2 separate regions of the Homo sapiens genome follow, and region 2 is linked to region 1. Evidence: chromatin loops called from intact Hi-C (ENCODE). Cell type or tissue: A673. All regions are shown on one strand. Links, peaks and the distances in the headings refer to the core of each region. The heading gives the core; the rest is flanking DNA. Region 1 has its middle 82 kb from the start of ALDH1A1. Region 2 has its middle 28 kb from the start of ALDH1A1.

Evidence for each region. Hi-C counts contacts between places; a loop is a spot of excess contacts. Peaks named below come from ENCODE experiments on the same cell type or tissue, not always from the same donor. Only the 100,000 strongest peaks of a DNase experiment are listed, where the experiment ranks them.
Region 2: it touches region 1 in a loop (4-fold over the local background); 8 of 110 quality-filtered maps call a loop at or near these places.

Annotation. Positions count from the first base shown.
Region 1 is chr9:73,030,601-73,040,167 of GRCh38, forward strand. No RefSeq gene overlaps it. Among named protein-coding and RNA genes, the nearest start is that of ALDH1A1, 82 kb to the left of the region's middle. In A673, for the core only: a CTCF peak has its summit at 4,570 (motif pointing right); no DNase peak of the experiment used is centred there.
Region 2 is chr9:72,975,958-72,985,524 of GRCh38, forward strand. No RefSeq gene overlaps it. Among named protein-coding and RNA genes, the nearest start is that of ALDH1A1, 28 kb to the left of the region's middle. In A673, for the core only: no CTCF peak of the experiment used is centred there; DNase peaks (open chromatin) are centred at 2,954 and 4,954; H3K27ac peaks cover 1,443 bases.

The DNA.
Region 1 (9,567 bases), core at 3,012-7,011:
GAGCTAGTTAAAAAGAGGGCTGAAGAGAGACTAACTAAAGTTAGGTCAGAGAGAGTCTAGTCAATTATATGTAATTCAATGTTTTAGTTTTTGAGGAACCACCATACTGTTTTCCACAGCAGCTGCATTGTTTTACGTCCCATCAGGAATGAACAAAAGTTCCAGTTTCTCCGTGTCCTTGCCAACATCATTTATTTCCTGTCTTGTTTTTCTTTTGCTTTGATTTTTAATAGCAATCTTAATGGGTATGAAGCAATATCTCATTGTTGCAATTTTGATTTGCGTTTCCCTGATGATTAGTGTTGTTGAGCATTTCTTTCCATGGGCCTATTAACGATTTGTATACCTTCTTTGAAGAAATGCTTATTCGGTCTTCATCTGTTTTTAAACCAAGTTTTTATTGTTATTGTTGAGTTGTTAGGAGTTCTTTTTATATTCTGGATGTGAATTTCTTATCAGATATATTATTTGCAAATATTTTCTCCCATTATGTGGGTTGCCTTTTTACTCTGTTGAGAGTGTCCTTTAATACAAAAAAGTTTGTGAATATTGGCAAAGGAGAAATTGGTCTATTTTTTTTTTCTTTGTTCCCTGTGCTGTTGGTGTCACATCCAAAAATTCATTGCTAAACCCACTGTCATGAAAATTTTCACCTATGTTTTCTTATAGAAGTTTTATCGTTTTAGCTGTTATGTTTAAGTTTTAATTTTTGTACATGGTGTAAGGGTCCAAATTTATTCTTTTGTATGTGGATAGCCAGTTTTCTCAGCACCATTTTCTAAAAAGACTGTCTTTTCCCCATTGAATAATCTTGGCATTCTTGTCAAAAATCATTTGATAATATATGTGAGAGTTTATTTCAAGACTCTGTCTTCTATTCCATTGGTCTACACATTCTTTATGCCAGTACCACACTGTTTTGACTAGTGTAGGTTTGTGTACTTTTTGAAAAGAGGAAGTGTGAGACTTCGAACTTTGTGCTTCTGTTTCAAGTGTTTTAGCTCTTCAGGGTCCCTTGTGATTTCACATGAATTTCAGGATGGATTTTTCTATTTCTGCAAAAACACCATTGGGATTTTGATCCATGAACATGAGATGTCTTGCCATTTATTTGTTTCTTATTTAATTTCTTTTAGCAATGTTTTACAGTTCTCGATGTGAAAGTTCTTCACCTGCTTAGTTATGTTTATTCCTAAGCATTTTCTTCTTTCCAATGCTATTGTAAAATAGAATAGAATTGTTCTCTTTGCTATGGTCCTATGTATTAGATACAGAGCATATGAAGCTAATAAACCGCATCACAAACCAACACATGTGATTATGATTTACTTGACAAGCCTGAACACACATACATGAAAAATTAAAGAGGAATTTATTAGTACTGCCTTCACTTCTTAAAAATCACGTCATGCATGTTGTTTATTATTTAAAATGTAAATGAACATTCAGTGAACTCCCTTTTGTTATTGTTTTCGTCTTCACTTTCGATGTGTGCAATGTTCATTGGTAATTTTTCACATTACTAATGTGAAATTTACCAAAATAAAAAATATTTATAAAAATTATATTATAAAAAATAAAAAATGGTTGAAAGAAAATGTTTGTGGTTTGTAGAAATTGAGACAGAGTAAAAAGTTTAGCACAGTAGAGCATATGCCACGAATCAAGTGTTGTTTATCTGAAGGCAAACTTATTTGTGTGATTTCTGCAATGGAAAAATTGGAGTCGCCAAGGAATGAACTAGGGGGTGTTAAATTAAAATTTATATTTCGTCATAGATAAGTGACATAAAAGAACTCTTGAGCTGAATCCTTATAACTTAAAAAGTAAAAATTTGGTAATATTTTATATTTTTAAGAAAAGTGGCTGGGTGTGGTTGCTCACGCCTGTAATCCCAGCACTTTGGGTGTCCAAGGCAGATGGATCACTTGAGGTCAGGAGTTCGAGACCAGCCTGGGCAACATGGTAAAATGCCATCTCTATTAAAATTAGCTGGGCGTGGTGGTACACACCTGTAGTCCCAACTACTTGGGAGGCTGAAGCAGGAGAATTGCTTGAGCCCAGGAGGTGGAGGTTGCAATGAGCTGAGGTTGTGCCACTGCAGTCCAGCCTGGGCAAAAGAGCGAGACACCATCTCAAAAAAAAAAAAAGAGAAGAAAAATGAGAATTTCCTGTGTTGTAGAATAAGAATACTTTTTTTCCTTACATGAATTATCTATTTCAAATGAGTACATCGATAAAACTTATCATGTGATTTTCAATATTACGTTTCCCAATATAGCAGCAGCAACAATATTAATAAAAATAGCAATCATAACTTCATTAATTGAGACCCTCTTATAAGTCAACATTTGACATATACTTTTCTAGTCATCACAGCAAACTGCAAATGAGAAAAATGAAGAGATTCACAAAAGATAGATGAGTTTCCCAAAGACAATCGGCTAGGACCATGCTATCTTTCCTCTTCTATATACTTTGGCATTAGTAATCCCCTATTTCCTTTTGATACCACCATGTCTATCATACAAGCATGACAAGACAGGCTTGTTGGTCCCATTTGTATTTTCCCATTGGTTTGAAAGCTAGTGTACAGGGACCACACTTTCCTCTTATTATAGAGGCTGGTCATGTCAGAATCCATTGTGTGTCAGTAGCATTTCCTGGGAATCTATGTGTGTCAGTATCATTTCCTGGGAAGGTTTGCATACTACTGACTTTGTATCTTCAAATAATGTTAAGAGTTTTAGCACTGAACTATGAGAACTACACAAGCAATATTACAATAAGGAAAAATAAGTGAACCGTTGTAAGGACAGAAATGGACATACTGATAAAAACTTTGATTTATAGAAGCATGACTTAAAAATCAAAGTAGATCAACATTTTATTAACAGAATAATATATGCTCACTGTAAAAAAAAATCAACACAAGCAAAGTATGAAGAGAAGGTAAATATCTTCCCAAATCTCTTCATGAACACACGAGAACATGCCTCCAGATATCATCTCTTTACAGATATATGTGTATGTGTTTGGGTGCATGTATAATTTTATATAGATAATTCCTTCCTACGCATGTGGTGTGGTGTCTACTTTTTTACTCAGCAAAGTGGCAGGGACATCTTCATGGTTATAAATATTGAGATAGTGCTATCATTTTTAATGGATGCAAAGTGTTCTTTATGTAAAATGCTATATTGAAAGAAACATAGGTGGTTTTGAAATTTCACTGTCATAATCAATGCCACGAGTAGCTTTTGTGTGCATGCATTTTAATTCCCTTGGCTAATGATCTCTTCAAGATAAATTCCAAGATGTTGGATATTTGGGTCCAAGGGTAGAAGCATGATGTTACAGTATAAACCTGTAAGCTACTCAGTTAGAAAAGTAGAAACATGTTGTTTAGCTACTTGTATAGATTTGCCAACCTGTATATACAAATACCTGTAACATGTAAGGAAGAAGTCCATTTTTATTTTTCTATAAGATATTACTGAATAATTATTGAGTTTTTCTGAACAGAATAATGTTCTCTCAAGGCTTTGTGATCCTGTTTCGTTATTGACATTGTTGTCTAACACAGGCACGAAGTATAACAGGCACAATTACTACCTGTTCTCAGAAGTTCCTGATAGAAGTCATAGTAATCCACCAACAAACTGTAAATTCCATTCTTCCTCAATTCAGACATATCAGACACCAACAGAATGGCAGGCCAAAAAAGTTATTCATGGACTCATTAGTTCCTGATCCCAGATGTAGACAGCCAGATTACTTCCAGAGGAGGTTTTTGTTGACAAACATTCTTGGCACATTCTTCCAAAAAGGTATCATTCTGAGGAATCTAGCCTGAACACCAAAACAGTAGCATAAAACTCATATTTTATTGCTTTCTTTTCCTATATTTCAGCCCCCAAATAGTTATCATGAGGCTTAGCTTTCATCATTCCACATCCTAATTAAAAAATGGTTGGATCGCAGCAGAGGCAAAGAAACAAAGGCAGCTAATATCTGCCATACTTCATTCACGTATGATTACCTTTAAGTTCTTGCATCAAACTCTATTTCAGTTATCAGAATTGCAGCAAATGGGTTTTTTTCTGTATGCATAACGAGCAAGAGGGATTAAAGCTGCTTTTCTAAAAGGAGCCAATACGGGTGGTCTATATTTGAGACTTTATGAGTATCTCCTACTCACTGTCAAGAACACTGCTGTGTGTATATGTGGGAGGTATTTATGTGTGTTGTGATAGAGGAGTGGACTTGGACATATGTGCATGTGATCAGGATGGAGGGGCAATGTTAATAAGTAATGCAAGTCTTCTGTATACAGAAATTTGATACATTCAGATACAGACATTTGTGTCTGTAGAGTTGTGGCTTTTATGATTGCCATTTTGATAAGACAAAAGGAGAAATATTAAAGTTTCTATTTTGTGGGGAGAGGTAGTGGCAAGTCTTCCTAACAGCATCTTCTCTAGAAAATCTTTCTTCCTATTTTAAATGCAAGATGTATAAAATCCTTCTAGTATCGTGAGAGTCCAGACTTCCATAGCAGAGCTGACTGCAGGGGGCAGTCAGTTTACAAATATGCCAAATATCATTATATGGGCAGCATTGCCCAAAAGAATATATTTAGTTTGGCACAAATGCCTAGAGAGCTGTTTTTATTGGGTTTTCTGGAAATATATCCAGAATGGAAATTTTTGTGTCAAAATTTCATTGAGAACTCTCAAAAGATACACTTTCGAGGAAATAGAGAAAGACAATTTGGGCAGAAGGTGAACACAATCCACAAGGTATATGTGGGTGCAACCAAAGTCTTAATCCATTTTCTAAGGAGCTGTGGAGCTGGAATGAGGCTTCACAGCTTCCTTGGACTGAATCAAAACATCAGGGCCTTGTGTCTCTACATTCATCATTGCTGACTGTAGGCCACCCGGAAAGAAGGAACATCTTGAGGGAGGGAGTGTTCTAAAACCAAGAGCAAAATTTCCTGAGATGCAGTTAAGAACCATCAGCAGCAGAAATTCCCAACAGCTGCCTGGATATATATGTTGACCCTGAAGAGAAGATCTCGGCAAGACACCACAGTATCCACTCCAACAGCCAAGGAAGGAAAAAGGGAGAAAGCAGGGCTAGGTTTCATAGAATCAAGTGTGTCTCGAAGACTGGTGTTTTCAAGTTGACAATGTAGAGTGTAAGGACATCCTAGGCAAAGGGAACATTGAACACTACAGCATAAGGACTGGTAAAACTTAAAAATGTGGACAAAATTCTAGACCCGTACTGACTAAGAGGAAGGAGAGAGAATCAAAGCAGATAGTACAAGATGAAAGTGACCCAATAGCAAAAGATGACACTGGAAAGGCAGGTAAGAGTCAGTCACAGATGATAATGAATGAAATTCAAAGCACTGTGCTTGCTAGAGGAAGTGAATAAGCAATGTGATCAGATTTGTTCATTTGAAAACTGATTAGACCAGCAGAATGGAGTATGACTGGGGAGAGACTAGCAGCAAACCCACTAGATCTGAAGCACGGCAGGCATGTTAGTTACTCCCAATATCCAGCCTACCTGCCTTCCTTACTAATTGCCCTTTCTTTTCTTTGCAGTGGCAGTATTGCAAGCCAAATACTTTATCATCCTATCTGACATGATAAAACTTAAGCAGAAGTCTACTGGTGGTTTTGGGGAAAGCTCAAGTGTCTTAAGTGATAGAATGATACAGATGGGGCTGACATGGACTTTTCTCCCTTCTTTTGTTTGGAACACAGATAATGATGGCTAGAACTGCAGCAGCCATATGGCAGCCAAAGGGAAAGGCCTAAAGAGTGGCAGAGATATCACCCCAAGTGTCATGAAGGTACTGAACCAAAGGAAGCAGTCACCCACATGTAGGCATTTTGTCATGTAAGAAAGATAAATTCTATTCATTTAAGCCATTTGTTCTTACTGGCTGCTGAATGTAATATACAAAGCTATTAAAATAGTCCAGAAAATATTTGATGGGGACCAGATCTAGGTAACAACAATTGGGAATAGAAATGCCAGGACAATGAGAAACATGTAGATGGCTGAATCCACAAGACCAAGTCACTAGCTGTGGGCTACAAGGGAGACTGAAGACTCAGGAATCACTGAGATTCTGATTTAAGAATATTTTTTTTCCATGTTCACCTCCTGCCATCTTTTATCTCACCTTATTTCTTAACCATATTTAGTTCTTTTGAACCTCTCTTCCTTTTAAAATGTTCTTCTCTGCTAGATTGCTTCATTCCAACTTCACCTAGTAAGCTCCCCTTTATACTTTAAATTTACTTCAAATATCACCTCCTCCTTAAAGTACCGCCCACTTAATCCCTAAAAGTACAATATTCCTCTTCTGTGGACAAAAACTACTATTTTTGAATGATTATCATGTGCCAGTTATTAAGTGCTTTACAGAGATCAAGTAATTTTTATTCTTTTAACTACTCTCTGAGGCAGGTACTGCTAGATGTATCTTATATGACAGTTTCTTATAGGAGGTCACATCAGTAAGGATGGTTATTGTTTACAGTAGAAGCTTCAGGTTTCAGCTGAAGAATTCTCCACTAGAAGGTGGCACAATCAAAGGCAAAGGGCACAGATATTAAAATATTTGGTTTTAAATCTTTTTTTCCGCCACTTACACACTGTTAGCCTGAACAGATTTTGTAACTTCCCTGGGCCTCAGAATTCATCATATGTAAAACAGAGAAAAAAATAGCAATCCTTCAAAGGTTGGCTACGAGAAATAACTGAAATACAAATGACTTTAAAATGCCTAATGCTTGTAAGCACACAATAAACATTAGCTGTAACGATTATTATCGTGGTATGGATTTTCCTCTTAACCAATGGGAATGCAAGGCAATTTTCATTACCCTCTCCTATGAACCCTTTTAAATAACACACTATTAGTCAGCTATTCTCAATGTCTATAATATGGGTACTTGCATAAATAATTTGATAGAGCTACCTAATGTTTATACATTAATCCAATGTGCGGTTAATTACATTAGAGGAGAGACTTCATGAAAAAACATTAGGAGTAAAACTTTTTTTTTTTTAGCAGTAGCTAAGTATGACATGATTAAATGTCAATTAGCATAACGTCTGCCAGTGGGTCAGAAAATTCCTGTGGTTTGTCGGCTCTTGTCAGATTTTTTTGGTTGTGTGACTTTTGAAGTCTAGCTATTTAGAAACCCATGATATTTTTTTGAACCTGACACCAAGTAACACAGTAGGTCATGGCCTGAAAGTTACCATGGAGGGAACATATTAGGTTGAGCACTCCCCTTGGGGGCTGGCTTTCTCCCCTCTGTGAGAAAGTACTGACTACCATTGATTATTCTTGGGCACTCTTATTAAATCTGACCTTGAAACTCAGAATATTTAGGAAGCCAAAAACTTCAATGCTAAAAACAAACAAACAAAAAAGTCTATTATGTAATAATTTGCAGACACCCTGACAAGAAGGTGGTCCAAAACCACAGGTCATTTACCCAGTTACACAGAAAACCTTGCATTATGTAGAAAAACTGGCATTTATCCAGATTGGGCAAAAATGCCTTGGCGCAGATGGGAATATTTACTCAAACCAAAGCTACCAATATTGCACTCAGAAGTTAACTGTTCTAGTTGTGGAAATGCAGGTCTGTCTGGTTGGTGAAGACTCCTGATGAATCTACCAAACTCATCTGAGAAAGTGGACCTATGTTCCCTTTATTTTGTGTTTCATCGATCCTCCTGCCCCTGAACTTGCTGACCACTCAGAGAGCTGCACACATTTTCCTGGTGCCAAAGTCCAGTTTGGAGAAAAGGAATTCAAAATTCACATCACAGCAACGTCTCTGTATCGCTCCTCCCTGTTTCTCCTTCCCTGCTCCTTGTTATACATCTTTGTATCCTACCTTCGTTTGTTACCAGCAATTTTAAAATGATTTCATCTTTCCATCTCCCTTCTTCTGTCTTGCTTTCTTCAAAGATCAATTTCCATCCTACTCCCTCTTACAGAAGCCTTTGCTCCAAATGCCTTCCCTCTGACTCCACTCACAGTGAAATCTCCGAGCTTCCCAGACCCGATCCTGGCCACAAAAGCCTCTCTACCCCTCTTTCCTGCTCCCAGTGCCCTTGATCAGGCTCCAAACTCCTTCCCACACAGGTCAAAGGTCCACCCCTCCTCCCCTGTCTTCTAGGAAGGGGTGTTCTCACCAGGCCTTTCCCTCCAGGCAAAATTCTGCCCCTGCCTGCTGCTGCTGCTATGGAAGAGACTGTTTGTGTTTCTTAGGACACACACAGCTTTGCCAAAATCCTTCTCTGTCTTTTGGTTCCTGCACCAGATTCCTCACACTGACCCACAAGATTTCTGGGCACAGGTGAGCCTTCCAAGCTGTAACTGGACTGAGTGGGTTTGCTGAGACTGTTGGATGATTATCCTGTCAAGTAGTTTTCCCCTAAAAAAGTCCTCAACTGGAAATGCCCCATAGTCACATTGAAAAGCTTTTGAAAAATGCATCCATCTCTAGAGATTTTGATGTAATTGGTCCATGTGGATACTGCTATTGTTTAACACCTCCTGAGGGAAGTCTAATGTGTGTGTCTAGACTTCAGATCACTACAGAAACCTTCAACCTATGTATGTCTTTCTCACCAGGCTTTTAAAAAAATTGCTTAAAATTCTCTTTGAATCCTTGGTGGTATAGCAGCCCACCCTTAGGGAGCCTCACATCCCCTGTCCTCTGCCTGAGTTTATCCTCAAAACACCAGGAACAGAATGTGCTTCAGTGCTTTCCAAGAATGTTGCTGAGAAAGTTGGCAAAGCATCTGAGCCTGGTAAATCGCCAAAAAGAATTTAGTAAAAGAAATGAGAAGAGCCCAGGCTGAGGAAAAAAATAAAATACAATCCAGGGTGATCACACAGTTACTTACATTTGTTGATGAACTGCTAACTGTTCCAGAGACTCTGGAAAAATAGTATTGTTGGGCAGTTAACAATGTACATCACACTTGGCTTCTGCCCTTTTTTTCCTTTTAGCTTTCATTATTGAAGTCTGGAGCTGGCCTTAGACATCTTCTACTCTGACGTGACCATTTTACAGATGAGGAAACTGAGGCCAACAGAGATTGTAATTTAACAGAAATTCCAGGGCTAAATAGAGGACAAGAGAGGCTGGAAACACAGTCATCTTTCTGAGTCCAGTGCTTTTCCAGCCACACATACCTCCCACCTACTCACTACTCAGCTTTGGAAATGCAACTGATTATTGTCAATGTAGAAACTGGCAGTTTTTTGTGTATGCTCAAGAGAAATTGAATTTTCTCCTGGGCAAGCACTAGATGTAAATAAGTGGTAATTTGTTATTAAGCTCAAAGTGGGAAATAAATGGGAAAAAATGACTTTATCTCTCCAAGTCTCCCCATAGGAGGATGATTTATTACCTCCCAGAGATGTGAGTTTTGAAAGACAGTGCAGACTTTGTTTACTGCTATATCTGCCACATGGTAAGATTGCAGTTAATGGCAGTTTTTCAAATTGTG
Region 2 (9,567 bases), core at 2,926-6,925, 55 kb before region 1:
TTAGTGTGGATTGGGCTGGTGTTCTTCTGCTAGGTAGACAATTGTTACTCCCTCTGAGGGAGAGGCTGCTACTTTCCCACCAAAATCGATGACCCTCATCTTCCATAGCAATAATACCGAGGCTGCCACATTACTGCACAGCACATTTCCAGAAGTTTAGCATGCCACTGCTTGGTCTGTGATTTCTGACATTGACTGTACCTCCTCCATGTTCTCTCGCTTTCCCACCAGCAAGAAGCTAGATGAGGTGGAAATTCAGGTCTGATCATATAAATAGTGACAGTGCCAAGTATATAGAAGGAATTTGGTCTATGAATGATCTCAAAGAATAAGGTTTTCCTGAAAACCTGGAGTGAACTCATATGGACCTTTATGGGAGAAAGACATGGGCTGCTCTGATCAATAGGTCACTGGATTTTGGACATCATTTACAGTAGCTTAGTCTTGTCCTGACAAATACACCTAGTCTGTGAGTGGATATCCCCATACTACAGGGATTATAACACTAACACAAGAACAGAAAACCAAACACCGCATGTTCTCACTCATAATTGGGAGTTGAATAATGAGAACACATGGACACAGGGAGGGGAACAACATACATCGGAGCCTGTCAGGCGGTTGGGGGCTAGGGAAGGGAGAGTATTAGGAGAAATACATAATGGAAATGATGGGTTGATGGGTGCAGCAAACCACCATGGCACATGTATACCTATGTAACAAACCTGCACGTTCTGCACATGTATCCCAGAACTTAAAATATAATTAAATAAATAAATAAATATTTATCAGTTTCTTCTTTTCCCTATGAGTTTTTTATTTGCCCGGAATCGATTTTGTCTTTATGTTGTCCTAACACAATTTATTAAATGGTTCCTCTTCTGTCCCTCTTTCATTCTGTCATAAATTAATTTTTAATACATATATTACTTTGTTTCTGTTTTCTTTATTTGTTTGAACTCAATCTTTGCCCAAATATATATATTTAGTTTACATAATATGCATACAATTTTGTATACTGTTTATTTCAAAAGTTACAAAACCACTTTCCATATTTCCACATTGTTTTATAACTATAATATTTATGCCTACATACATTTTTACAACATGTGTTTTATTCATTTGCTTACTCTTGGTCAGTTAAGCTTTTCTCAATATATTTGATATTATGGAGAATGCTAAATGATTATTTCATGCGTATATCTTTTTCCTCTGCTGAGTAATATCCTTAGGTTATAATCGTAGGGATAGAAATATTGGGCAAGATTAAAGATATTTTATGGTTTTGAATATTATAAATTAAATATTGCCATACTCCATTCCAAATGATGATTTCACTTTAATATTTTAAAAAGTCCCTGATTCCAAGTTATTAGTAATGAAATGATACATTAGCTGAATTTTAATTTAAATTTATTTCATTGCGTATAAAGCTAAGCAAGTTTCCACGAGTCTCTTTATTGTGCCTGTCTCTTCATGAGTGGGCCTCCCGCTCATTCTCGTTATACTGAAGTCTTAATATTCACATGCAGATTTGAATGAGCTCTCTATAGGTTATAGGTTTATATTAGATAATATATAATTCGATTTTTTAAGGACCAAATTTATTTTAAGCTCCTACCTAGCTTTTCTTTTTTTTTTTTTTTTCATTTCATCATAAGGAACACATCACTCAAGATTAATCTTGAATTTTTGAATAGTGGCAATGGATGCTTTTTTCAGCTGCATTTTGGCACAGACATGGCATCATCTCTCTGAAACCACTGTCACTTACACCTCTGGGAACTGGAGATTGAATTACTGCTCTGCTTGGAGTTACCCGCAAAGACTGGCTTCAAAGATGAGGGTTTAAGTTTTATCCCATTCACAGCAGTGGCAGGCATGGAAGCAGAGCACAGTGAGTCATCCTCATCCCTTTGTGGGCACCCAGCTTAGCTGGTACTTCACATCTGACAGTGCTCAGCTTTTAGGTGAAGGAACATCAAGTGCTATGTTAGTTAATTACACCAAGCTTAGAATGTGACTCCTGTAGTATCTGGGAGGAGATGCACACACAACCTTTACTTCTTCACATTGGCTATTCACCAGCGTGCAATAAACCACAAAGATTTCCTTGGACTGAACCCTAAGAAGAACTAAAAGATCTCATGCTTCTTTCACTCATTTTAGCTAAGAATGTACCCTTTCACCTGTCTAGGTTTCATGATGAAAAGTGTTTTACAGATAACATCATAGCCCCTCATTCTCCCTCTCCCCACCCTCACACAGCTAGTGAGTCTTGCTCATTCAGGATTCACACATTTTGGATATATCCGCTTTTCTTTAGTTATATTGTTATCACTCATCTGGATTATTTTAATTCCTCAGTACAGCTCTCTGCTTCCGTTTTTCCTGACTTTTGCTTTTGATATTAGTGAGAACATTTTAAACTACAAGTACAGAAACTCAAACAATGCTAACAAAACAAAATTAAACCAACAGAACTTATCGAACCAAAGAATTGTAGTAAGAGAGTTGGCTGCAAATATAACTGGATACAGGGGATCAGATGATGCCATCAGGGTTCTCTTTCTCCATCCTCAGCTCTACTTTCTGACACTCTTGCTTATAATCTTAATCATACTGTTTTATAATTATGATTATATATCTTTTCTCTCCTAGATTTAAGGCAGAAATCATTTTGTCTACTTTCTCTGCCAAACACTGTACTGTAACTCCTAGCTAATGCCTGAACAAATACATGTTGATTAACTGAATGCATACATGAAATAAGATCCTAGATTTTTGTGTTAAAAGGTTATTGAAGGCCTGATGTTTCCAACCAAATGAATCTAGTTGCTCAAAAAGTAATTTGTGCTGAGGGACCTCATCTAATAATGTGGCTCAACAGGGTGGCAGAAACATGTTGGCACAGTAATTTATTTGCAATGCTGAAGACATTCTGCGGTTTGGAAGCATTTCCAGATAGTGGAGTGAAACATTATATAACAATCCAAGAGATTAAAGGCCTGAATAATGCAGTATATTAAAAGTATTTCCTTCTGGGACTTGAATCCCCTGGCTCCCAACCAGTACTCTGCATTTCTAACTACTTATATGTGAACAGTTGCTTTAAGCCTCACACATTTTAGATAAGCCAGGGCATAGTATGTGTTCATGAAATATATGTTTGAATAAATTTTAATTTCTTGTATGTTTCCATCTCATGAATATCCACAAAATGGTTATTAAAGAACAGAAGACAACCATTTTAGCAAGACTTGAACTATTATGATCAAGCACGCCCTGAAACTTTTTACTGTGTAGCCTCTTTCTCAGAGCAACTGTAGATTACTGCTTTCTTTTCTACTGACTCCCTCAAGTCCTTACCAAAGAAATGATTATTTTCACTAAGACCAGGGCACAAGAATCACAGAATTGTGGGAGACACTATTCACATATAAAACAATGTAGTCACATCAAATTCACTTGTGTTTACTAGGTTCTGATATCTGTAAGTCAAGCTAGAAGTAGAACTGTGGTGCAAACAGCAACACCGACCACAAAAATGCTCTTATGGGTACCACCACACCAAATATAAACAAGACTTCAGGTGTATACACAAGGAGTATGCCCTGTTGCAAAAGACCATACATAAGGGCCTTTTGTGTTGTAATGAGGTGCAAAGTTATGCAAATGCCATGGGAAAAGATAAAGGTGTAGATTTTCTTTTTGTGGGTTATATAACAGTGATATGAAAATTAGTTTATTATCTTTATCAGCAAATAATGCTGACTCACTGTGCAAGAAATGAAAGGTCAAACTCTAATATATAGATTAAATCCAAAGAAAAGTGCACTTTCCTCAGATGCAAGACATGGTCTTTGTCAAAAGATGCTGTATGAAGTCATATGCCCATTAGTGATTTTTATTTAATATATTAAAATATCATCATTAATATATTAAATTAATATTTAATATATTAAATTTATTTAATATATTAAATTATAAAGTAACATTCAGAACCCTATGAGATGCACCTAGTGGTGCCATCTATCAGAGATGTCACAGTTCAGGTGTGCTCTTTATTAACAGAATCATTCTTTTACATATACACACACATTAATAAATAATATATATTCTAGACAAGTAGGTTTATCTTACCCCAGGGTATTAGGGTATAAGGACTTAAGACTAGGAACTGCCTTAGAGATCATCTAGTTTCACTGTTTCATTTTTCAAGTTAGAGGAGTAATAAAGAAATATTCATTAGGTATTACAAACTACCTATAAAATACTGGATACCAATTATTTAGGCCAAGTGGGAGCCTGTTAATGATTTGCCAATGAATCCAGTCCCCCTGCAGTGATAATTTACCGTAATTATTGAGCAGTTTTCCAAAATGCCTTGTTTCTCATTTAGCGTTTTACATTTTCTATAGTGGTTTCATAATTTTCAGAAATGTGAGACAAATAGTTGGCAATTTAGTGGTGGTGGGGGCAGTGATAAAATTGTCTACAGGTATCCAAATAGACACAACACTTTAGGGCCCCACATTTCAGTGGTCCACTTTGAACTGTAGATTATTGTTTTCTTTTTTTTTTTTCTTTTTCACTTCACTGGAAAGATATTTTGTCCATTTTATTCTGCTTCGTATCCTGAGTTAATCTGAAAGAAGATTCTGATCTACATTTTTGGCTCTTTAACGAGTAGATTTCTTGATATAGTCTCAAGTGTTAGTTCTTTGATCTTCTACCGAAGCCTGCTACTCACAGAGGGAGTTATTGTGTATGCTGGGCTTTGGGGGAAAGTGTGCTTTGAATAACCCTACCTCTGTTCTATGTTACTGCTCAGATCTTTATCTCACGTCCCTTAGTATTTTGTAAACCCTTTTCAGCTGTTGCCAGCATTACTCGCTGATAGCTTAACTACATTAAGGGAGATGTGTTTATGAACAATGGAGAGTGTCTTTCATTCATCTTTGGGCTTTTCATGATAAACAACTGATTTTCTTAATAGTTAACCTAACATGTTTTGAAAAGACTTATAAAAAGACTATGCTGAAGGATTAAGGAAATGCTGACTCTCTCAAACAAAATCCAGAACCGCGAAAGATTTATCACTGGAAGCAGAGTTCCCCACGGGGACGTCCATTTTGAACGAAGCGACTCCAAACTTGTTCTCTCGAGTTTCCACTTTCCCATGGGTGCTGGTGGTAGGCGAGAAAGTTCTTTCTACATTTTATGTTATTTTTTTCCTAACTTTAGGCATTCCTTTCAGTACAACTAAGCCAGGCTAGATTTTCAGAGACTTTTATATACAAGGAACAAAAAGGAAATAAATGCGGAAAATACATGATGGACTTTCTTTTAGTGAAAGTTGTGTAGATCTCCTTCAGGGCCAGGAATTAGCCTTATTTCTCTAAATCTCTGACACTTAGGACAAATTTTGACACACAACAACTGTTTTATATATTGAATTAATGAATACTCCAGTGACTAAAATATGTGAGTAATTTGGATAACAGAGTACACATGGCTAGTGTGCAAGTAGGTTCTTTAAGTTTCTAAACCGCTGCCCCAAAAGACTGGACTAATTTTTAACCCCCTTGCTTTGCTTTCTTGTTTCCTAGATCTGGCCTCTGGAGAAATGGAGATCACCATCTTAAAACCCTCGCCCTTCAGTTGCCTCCTGGACAAGCAGGCAAAGCCATAGTGAGGAGAGGCGGATCCTATTCTGCTGCTCAAGGAGGCTCCAGGCTGTTGAACAGACAGATGACACCCAGAACGTCTCCATCTCCACCAACCCATGCCCTATGGTGCAGGCAGAATAGTCTTTCAAAATACCGAAAGGATCACTCCATTCCTTTGCTTAAAACTCTTCAAAAATTTACTCTTACTTGTAGGCTAAAGCATAAAATTCTTGACAAGGCTTACAACTATTTTTTAAATGGCATAAATATATATATATATATATATATTTTTTAATATGGCTTAAACAGTATTTTTCAACTGACAAATCAGAAAATCAGTCAAATTAATTGTCAAACTAAAATGTAATATCAATTCAGTAAGTTGAGACCAGCATTTACAAAAATAAAATGCAGTGGAATATGTTAGTGTGTACTGCATGTAGAAGGAGTCAGTATTATTCATGAACTTTAAAAAAAATGACGCTTATGTGACCATATGTAATATAAGTATATCCTATATAAAATATGACATACAAATATCATATCACATTGTACATTACCTCAATATTTGCTGGAAATGATGAAAGTTCCTGAATGTACTATTTCTGAGAAATATCTGTGTCATGGGGATAGGGAACCTAAGCAGATTTTTGAAAGTGAGGCAGCATGACTCATTCAAAGGAACACAGTTCTAAGGAGGAATCTAGGCTTCGTTATCAGCAGGACATCTGCCCAGATATCTTTTCAAATCTGGCCATCATAGCCAAAGTTGGACAATGATCCGTTGGGTCCACAAATCTTACAGTGAGAGCACTCAATGCAGAGAATTCTTATCGGGATTAAAGTTTCTTAGGAGTAGTCCCAAGTTCGGAATCTCAAACTCTCTTCAATTCTTTACCCCCACCTGCTTCATGATGATGGCATAGAGGACATACCTTTGTAAATCATCTTCCTAGGCTCCTCTGTGGTATTTGAAAAATCTACAGTTTGCTCTATGTTTTAGGAGACTGTGAAACATAAACTATTTTTCGTAAGCCTATTGTAAATCAAGCCAGTCTGTTAAAAAAATGCTTTGAAAGAAAAAAATAAATCTAATTTAGATGTCTTCTGTGGTTACAAAATGGCTTAACAGACAACTTTTGATGAATACATCACAGGAGTTACCAGAAATCAGATAATGTGCCTGGAAATGTTAGTCAATTATTAAGAATTATCCTCAAAACTGTTCCAAAAGAGTTTATTTGATTTTATGTACCTACTAAGGAATACAACGCTATGTATAAAGTTTGCCTGCATTCATGAAATTTAAGCTAAATACTGGCAATGGGAAGCAAAAAGCGGAATAACTAACTAAAATATCCCCCGTAGAGACCAATCATTGAGATAAGTATAAAAATAGGTGCCAAAATACAAAGATCATCCTTTTAAATGATTTTTCACAATCTATTAACAGCTCCAATTTGGAAAATTCTCACAAAAAAATTAAAATACTGGATCAAGTGGAAAGGATCCTGATTCCAGTCAAGAGTCAGTGTCTCAGTTCCAGCCATCTGAAAGTCAACAATGTAGGCCTGGACAAAGAGAAGTGCCAGGCTCTGAAGACCTCTGTGTTCCTAACTGGAACACAGTGCTTTAGAGCAGATGGGCCTGCCTTTCAAGCTCTGTGCTACATGATTCCATGTGCACATTCTCTCAGGCTGCTCATTAAGGTACTTATTTGCCATGGAAGATAATAATCTGATTCAAATTATGTATCTAGACAGAACAAATTCAACAATAACATGAAGTTTTCCTACCTTAAAATTAAACTATTTTGCATGTAAATATTTAAGGAACAGCTGACTTAAGTTTTCTCTATTAAATATAATATAAATAGAAAAAATATCCTCATCCCCACATCAGGCTGCAGATAAAGTTGTTAATCATCAACTTGCACTGTTAAAAGCAATTGCGGTTGAACAGCTTTCAGCTTTCCCTGCAGCAATCTGTTTCAAGTCAAGATTCAGATAGCCTCTTGATTTTTACATGTTGGACATGTGGGCAGTAAATCTATAGATAAATATTTTTGCAGTTAGGCATCACACTGATGACACTGCATTTTGAGAGAAGTGGAGAGGAGAACTGACTACATAAATGTAGTTACATCATAACAAGAAATAATTGTTTAATGGTGAAAACTTTTGCCTATATATCATTTAAAAAGGCCATATCCAAAGTGCTAAGTCATTCTATTACAACCGGGGTTAAATTAGTTTGATGGTAAAGTTCATAGATAAGAGAAAAGTTACTCTTTAAACCATCCCCTCACCCGCCTGAATGCTTGGTGATAGGATGTCATCGTTAATGATTTGAGTTCCCTAAAGAAAGCTCTGTAGCCTTTGGAGAAAGCTAACGATGTGTAATAGAAATTTACTAGAAGGATTCATGGTTTTTCTACACTTATACTAGACTGTATAGTACAAGAGGAAATTATTTTAGATAATACTTCATCTGATATTTATTGAGCATCTGAAACATTCCTGGCATTGTGCTTTACATATAAGGGAAAGAAAATGTTGAATAGATTCCTAAATATTCTGCCAATCTTGGCCCTTCTAATGTTTTCTCCACAGAGGCAGACCATTCCTTGTGAAACACAAATCTAGTCGTCATGTCACTGCTAATGCACAAGCCTGTTCAGTGGCTCCCTGTTGTACTCTAGCTGATAAAATTCAAACTCCTTAGTGTGCCATGTTAAATTTCCTTCATGTTGTAGTCCTAGCTTACCACCTCTAACAGCCTCACCTCTCTACTTCCTTGCCCATAAATTGAGCTTCCTCATGTTACTTTACCACCCTGAATAGAACTCCCTCTTTGGCTTATGGGAATTAGAATATGATATTTTCTCTATCTCTATCTTTTCCTCTCTCTCTCTCTTTTTTTCTTCTTGGCCATCTTTCCTCTCTCTCTCTCTTCATTTGGTTAATTACTATTTCAGGTCTCAACCATGATACCTTATTCTAGGAAACCCTTCCCTGGCCCCTTAGGAGTGGGGTCAGTGTCCTTCCTTCATGTGATCTAATAGATGCTTGATCCAAAGCATCTAACGACTTCCAGTCATGGAACTTATCAGACTATGGTGTCTATGAATCTGTCATATGCACTCAGCTATTACAGGACTGTGTCTTGCTAGCACTGTATCCCCAGAAACTAATATAGCACATGACTTAAAGTAAGTCTGTTCAATACATAATTATCAAATATAAGAGTAACACATATCATGGTCCTGGGGGAGATGCAGGAAAACATTTTCTTTGTGTACCAGGTTCATAACAGATTTTTACAAAAATTGTTCTGAAGATGAAGTACACTAAATTGTTAATCACCATGATTCCAAAGCCTAAGGTTTGTTCCAAGAGAGCTGTGGGCAGCAAAATATGGAATTATTTAGAGACTCTCTGTCAGTAACATTGGAATTGTGAGGAGATTGTTTAATATAACTACGTAGAGTAAGTGCCTGGGAGGAGCATGCCTATAAAAAGTAACTGTGCTTCCATTTTTAGGCATCTTTGTTCAGCACGGTGCCAGGTACATGCCGTCTCCTGCTTGGCAGCCCAGCATAGAGTTACACCCTCTGCATTGCATTTAATTCCCTTTATAATTTACATAATCCTTCTGCCTGTGCCTATCATTTTACAGAGCAAAAGGAATCCCATCATGAGTACACTAAGCCATATACTTGGCTGCATCACACAGATGTTTCACCTGGACTATGTCTGGCAGTGCAAGACCCCAAGTGATGATAATTTCATTGTACTTAACACAATGTCTCCCTAGAGACAGTGGGAGCCAGGGGAGGGGATACCTGAGGTATAGAGAAATCAAGCCTGCTAAGCATAATCACCCTTGATAACTT